Regions from separate parts of the Homo sapiens genome. Here region 2 is linked to region 1. The links are chromatin contacts, found by Hi-C in ENCODE. All regions are on one chromosome and are shown on one strand. The core of a region is the stretch at or near the end of the contact, and the rest is flanking DNA. Distances in the headings are between cores, read along the strand shown.

Evidence for each region. A loop is a pair of places that touch in the nucleus more often than their neighbours do. Pooled maps may share reads with other maps.
Region 2: a loop to region 1 is called in a pooled map, with 6 times the contacts of the local background. The contact joins the promoter of FAM66C here to the enhancer-like site in region 1. A Hi-C loop is called at or near these places in 9 of 50 pooled maps.

The regions. Positions count from the first base shown.
Region 1 is chr12:8,025,882-8,028,397 of GRCh38, forward strand. No RefSeq gene overlaps it. Among named protein-coding and RNA genes, the nearest start is that of FOXJ2, 5.6 kb to the right of the region's middle. RefSeq lists an enhancer at 935-1,124. Within about 2 kb of position 1,255, at least 41 of the 41 ENCODE cell types and tissues checked have a DNase peak (open chromatin) inside an H3K27ac peak, as active enhancers do.
Region 2 is chr12:8,178,951-8,181,466 of GRCh38, forward strand. FAM66C (family with sequence similarity 66 member C) reads left to right here and starts at 1,259. Exons shown (of 8, transcript NR_026788.1): 1 at 1,259-1,802. ZNF705A (zinc finger protein 705A) reads left to right here. Exons shown (of 6, transcript NM_001004328.3): 6 at 1-1,096. RefSeq lists enhancers at 1,298-1,427, 1,623-2,122 and a silencer at 1,578-1,697.

The DNA of each region.
Region 1 (2,516 bases), core at 5-2,504:
GCTGGGCGTGGTGGCGGGCGCCTGTAGTCCCAGCTACTCGGGAGTCTGAGGCAGGAGAATCGTTTGAATCCCGGAGAGTGCAGTGAGCCGAAATCACGCTTCAGCCTGGGTGATGGACCGAGACCCTGTCTAAAGAAAAAAAATGAATAAAAAAAATAAAAAAAGATGTAGTTCTCTAACGAGGAAGGCTTCTGTATGTGATTAATGCCCTTCATTCAGAGAAATCTTTACAGTTCTTTTCACCTGCATCTACTCTCTCCAACTATTATACGAATGGTTTCTAACCCAACTGCTTGAATACTGTGATCCAGGGTCAGTCTTCAGCTTTCTAATATTAGAGAAACTTAGTTTTCCCTGTCCTTGTCTAAAGGCAGGGTGAAACCCTTTTCCTTTCCTCCGTGTCATTCATTCTCTTATGTAACGTAAACAAATGGGAAGTCTGGGACCAAAGGCTCATAAGAATTTAATTATCATGCAGATTCCAGAAAGCCAGTGTACACGCAGACTTCGGAGGCAGTAAACAGGAAACCATCGATCCCGTGCAGGAAATGACCTTGTTTGAAGGCAACGAAGGTGTCGCGGATTTCCCTCGTTTTCCTTCAGTTCCTTTCTAAACTCATTTCCGTGTTTCAATCAGTTTGGTCCTTCTCTACATTAACAGAGTCCCCCCGGCCCAGAGAGAATGGCAAACAGACCCTTCCCTTTAGTGGACATTTTTATGTCTTGTTTTACATCACTGCAAATCTCAGCCAATCAGTAGTTGGGGTAGGAGGTACCAAAATAATCCTCACTTCCTCCCCCAAATACCACCCCTCGCGTGCGTCATCCTGTGATAGATTACCAACGCAGCCAATCAACAAGCGATCTTGGGCCGGGCCTACCCGAACCCCAGCCAATTAAGAGGAAGATGAAGAATTGGGGCGGAGGATGGAAAACTTGCCACCTCTTTTGGAAATGATTTGAAGAGGTGCGTCCGGAACGAGGGAAACTTACGACTTTTGCTAACGATCGCGGCGTGCTGTGTATCTCCTGTGCCAGTTCTGTCTCCCCAAGACCCCACCCCAAGATGGGCCCCATGGCCCACGTACCCGGCCCCCAGTTTCAGTAGGACGTGTCCTTATCCCTGAGGTCCTCCAGAAAGGAACCCAACCCCAATGGCCCGTGCTTCACACGCTCCTCCCCGCGCCGGTGGAGTAGGGGGCAGGAGAGACCTGCTGCCTCTGGCGCCAACCTTTCCATTCAGTGCGTCTTTCCTGCCTAGCCCACGTTCCCGGGCCGGAGCTGACACGGGGGTGGGAGGAGCCGAGTGCTTGCTCGTCTTGGGCAGAGGCGAAAGCTTCTTAAGGTGGAACAGGAATGTTGGGCTGCTGGGCCTCTACCGCTGGGATGTGCCGGCCCCTGCTTCCCAACCTCGCCTCCCAGTTTTTCATCTCTTGTTCCCTGGCTCCAGTCTAATTTTTAGGGGAGTGGAAATCAAACAGGCTGGGAAGAGGATAGAAAAATAACGTAGAAAAGCTGGGCGCGGTGGCTCACGCCTGTAATCCCAGCACTTTGGGAGGCCAAGACGGGCGGATCACGAGGTCAGGAGATCGAGACCACCCTGGCTAACACGGTGAAAACCCGTCTCTACTAAAAATACAAAAAATTAGCCGGGCGTGGTGGCAGGCGCCTGTAGTCCCAGCTACTCGGGAGGCTGAGGCAGGAGAATGGCGTGAACCCGGGAGGCGGAGCTTGCAGTGAGTCGAGATCGTGCCACCGCACTCCAGCCTGGGCGACAAGAGCGAAAACTCCGTCTCAAAAAAAAAAAAAAAAAAAAAAGGAAAGTTAACGTAGAAAACTGTAAATAATAAACAGTTATGTAAAGGAAATACAAACTATACAGATAACTTCACCTTTATGATTTAATATCTTGCGTTCTATTCCCCCCATTACTTTTTATTTTTTCAATTCCCATAGAGTCAATGGTGACCCCATTATCTTTTAAAGTAGCAGTTAGAATTTTTCTGATGGTGCAAATGTAAGCTCATATTTTGTCTGATAAATATTACTAAATGAATCGTTTCTATGTTGGTTTAGTTTCTCTCTAATAGACCTGACTAGAGTCATTAAAAGAGGTCAGAACTCTGTGTCTAGTGGCGGCAGGCTACCCCCTACTCCGTTGATCACAGGTCCCCAGGAATCTGGAAGAGTGGAGATGCGGTCTTGGCTGTGGTTCAGTTGTCTCATTTGTAAATGGGAATAACATTTCCCCACCTCGTAGGTTTAGTGTCAATCCTAAAAGACCTAGTGTAAATGAAAACATTGTAATCTGAAAGGTGTAAACAGACATTAGGTAGTATTACACATACAAAGCATATAATAATAGTAAACATAGTCCTAGCTATGTTCCAGCATTTTTAAACAGTACTTTAAATTTAATTTTTATTTTTTGAGATGGAGTCTCCGATCTGTCGCCCAGGCTGGAGTGCAGTAGCGCGATCTTGGCTTACTGCAACCTCTGCCTCCCAGGCTCAAGC
Region 2 (2,516 bases), core at 9-2,508, 150 kb after region 1:
CCATCCAACCCTCGAGTTGACACACCAGGGATCTTCAGCCCCACTTGCTAGATTTCTCAGTGTGTCATTGCATAGATTTAGCAGGGAAATGGAGGCTGTATCAAAGACCCCTAGTATATGCATTTGGGTGTCCGCAGCCCTTGCCTCTGTCTCTGAGCAGTTACCTGGGATCAGAGAATAAGGCAGCTCTTCTCTTCTATCCCTCAGAAGGCTCTTGAAATTTTGTCCCTGGAGCCTCTCTAACTGGAAGTAGCAGTTCATCTCATGACACCCCACATTTTATTCAGGTGAGTCCTGAGTTATTACACAGAGACAGACACAGCTGTGCTCCTTTTACTGCAGTCCAGAAGATAAAACACCAGCATGATAAAACAGCCGAACCTGTCAGCCACCTTGCAAGCCTTTCCTATATTCGATTCAATGTACTTTTCCCGAAGCAAAATGAAAGTTCTCACAGAGGGGCCCTCCTCTGCCTTGTCCTCAGAATTGGAAAATGTATTGTCCGTGAAGGAGCCTCAGTACTGAACCTAAAACTCAAGAGAAAATGTTTCCTGAATATCAAGTGGGATGACTTGAAATTTTGCCAAACAGGCACAATCTTAATACGATCGGCCTTACTAAGGCTAAATGGCCTTATCCGTGGTTGAAGTTGACAAATCAATATATTAAAAAATCTCCACAAGTGATTGATTTTACTCTGCAGCCAGGGTTTATGTCAAGTGTGAGGATAATGAGCAAGAAATTCAAGCCCTTGGCAAACTGGTTGGAGAGGCAAGGACTGTGTCCAGGCAGAGCTCATATCATTATTTATTGTTTAATCTATTTAATTAAATATGTAATTTACCCACAAACTGTGGCTGACATTATATGTACTCCTGAGCCACATTGAGATGTACTATTTGTGCTATGAAATTCTATGGGATTTGACAAATGCATGGTGGCAGATCTCCAGCCATTATTAAAGCGTAACACAGAATGCTTCTCTTATTCAAGCTCATCTTCCCTCCACATAGAGGGAATCAATCGACTTTTGTATACTGATTTTTGAATTTGCTTCTTTATTTCCATCTTCTTCAATTAAAGCACAAGATATCGTACTCAATTTCCATTTGATCTTCCAAAAGAAAAGTACTGAATAATCTACCCCTGAATTTCAGTGATTCAGACTCAGGTCCACCGCTAAGGCCAAACGTCCTGTGCTGCCACCTCATGGCAGGCAGAGGGCAATGAAACTCATCTTTCCGGCCATGCAGGGCGCATGCGCGGTCTGCCTCCCGCGGCGGGCCGGGTCTCCAGGGAGGACCTGAGTTTTTCTTCACCCATGGTCAGGGAGGCGCCATCGCCCTGGCTTTGGGGCTGGGGCCTCCGGGGAGGTTCCGGTAGGGGCGTTGGAGAGGCCGCTCTTTTTGCAAGGCCCGAGATGGCGGGCCCTGCGCAGGCCGCCCTATTCCGCGCCCTCAGGGCGTCAGTATCCGCCTGAGGCCGGATACCCACTCTGGGCTCGGATACCCGCGCTGGGCCCGGAGCATCCTCGGCGCTGCCCTCCCAGAGCCCCGCAGAGGCTGAGGTGGCGCGGGGGCGGCCCCGGCTCCGCGAGAAGAGGCGGCAGCGAGGGCTGGAGGACCCGGGCTACGGGGCTCCGGGGCGTCTGGCCTGGGTGGGACTGAGCCCATCCAGGGACTGGGACTCCGGGGTTCTGGTGTAGGTGGATCCCGGGCAGGCTCAGGACCAAGACCCTCTCCTTCCACCAAGGAGCGCCCAGAGGCCGGCGGGAGCTCCAGGTTCACCTCCTCCTCCTCCAGGTGTTTACTTTTCCTTTATTTCTGTGAGGCCAGAAATTGTCGCCATCCTTCACATCGGTGAATCGGGACCCTAACACTCATTACCTCAGGTTTATTGTTATTGCCATTAACAGTGTTGGTGGCATTATCACTAAGATCATCATTGTTGTTATTATTGTCATTTATGATTATTAGCAGGTGTGTTCATTTTGTCTCACTATGCATTTTTTTTTTTTTTGGGGGGGATTGGTTTTGTATGACGTTGAATTGAGCTTCTTTAATCTTGACCAGTGCTGTCAGATTTCTGAAGAGCATTCCGGAGGACAACTCCTGTCTTTCAGCACAGCCACAGAATTTCGTGGGCACAGGAGAGCACTTAGAATATTCCCCTTTCATTGCACAGCAGCTTTGGGAAATAGTGGCTGCCTGGCTCTGAGATGAGGTAGAAAAGACTGGATACTGGGGCAAGTGTTAGCACCTCCACTGGTGTTTTTATGAAGCTAAGCGCACTGTCTCCCACGTAGACTTAGAATACAATCTGATGGCTCTAAAGGGCCATGGCTGCCCTTCCTGGGACTTCCTGGGAACCTTTAAACCTTCTGTGGTTCCTGGAGTAGGTAGGTTGCCAAGTCTGTGCCTCATATGGTAGCACCAGTCTTTTCTGGGCCAACAAGGACACTTAGAATGTTTCCAGAAGCTCAGGCATGCTGTCTCTGTTCCTCCCTTCTGTTCAAT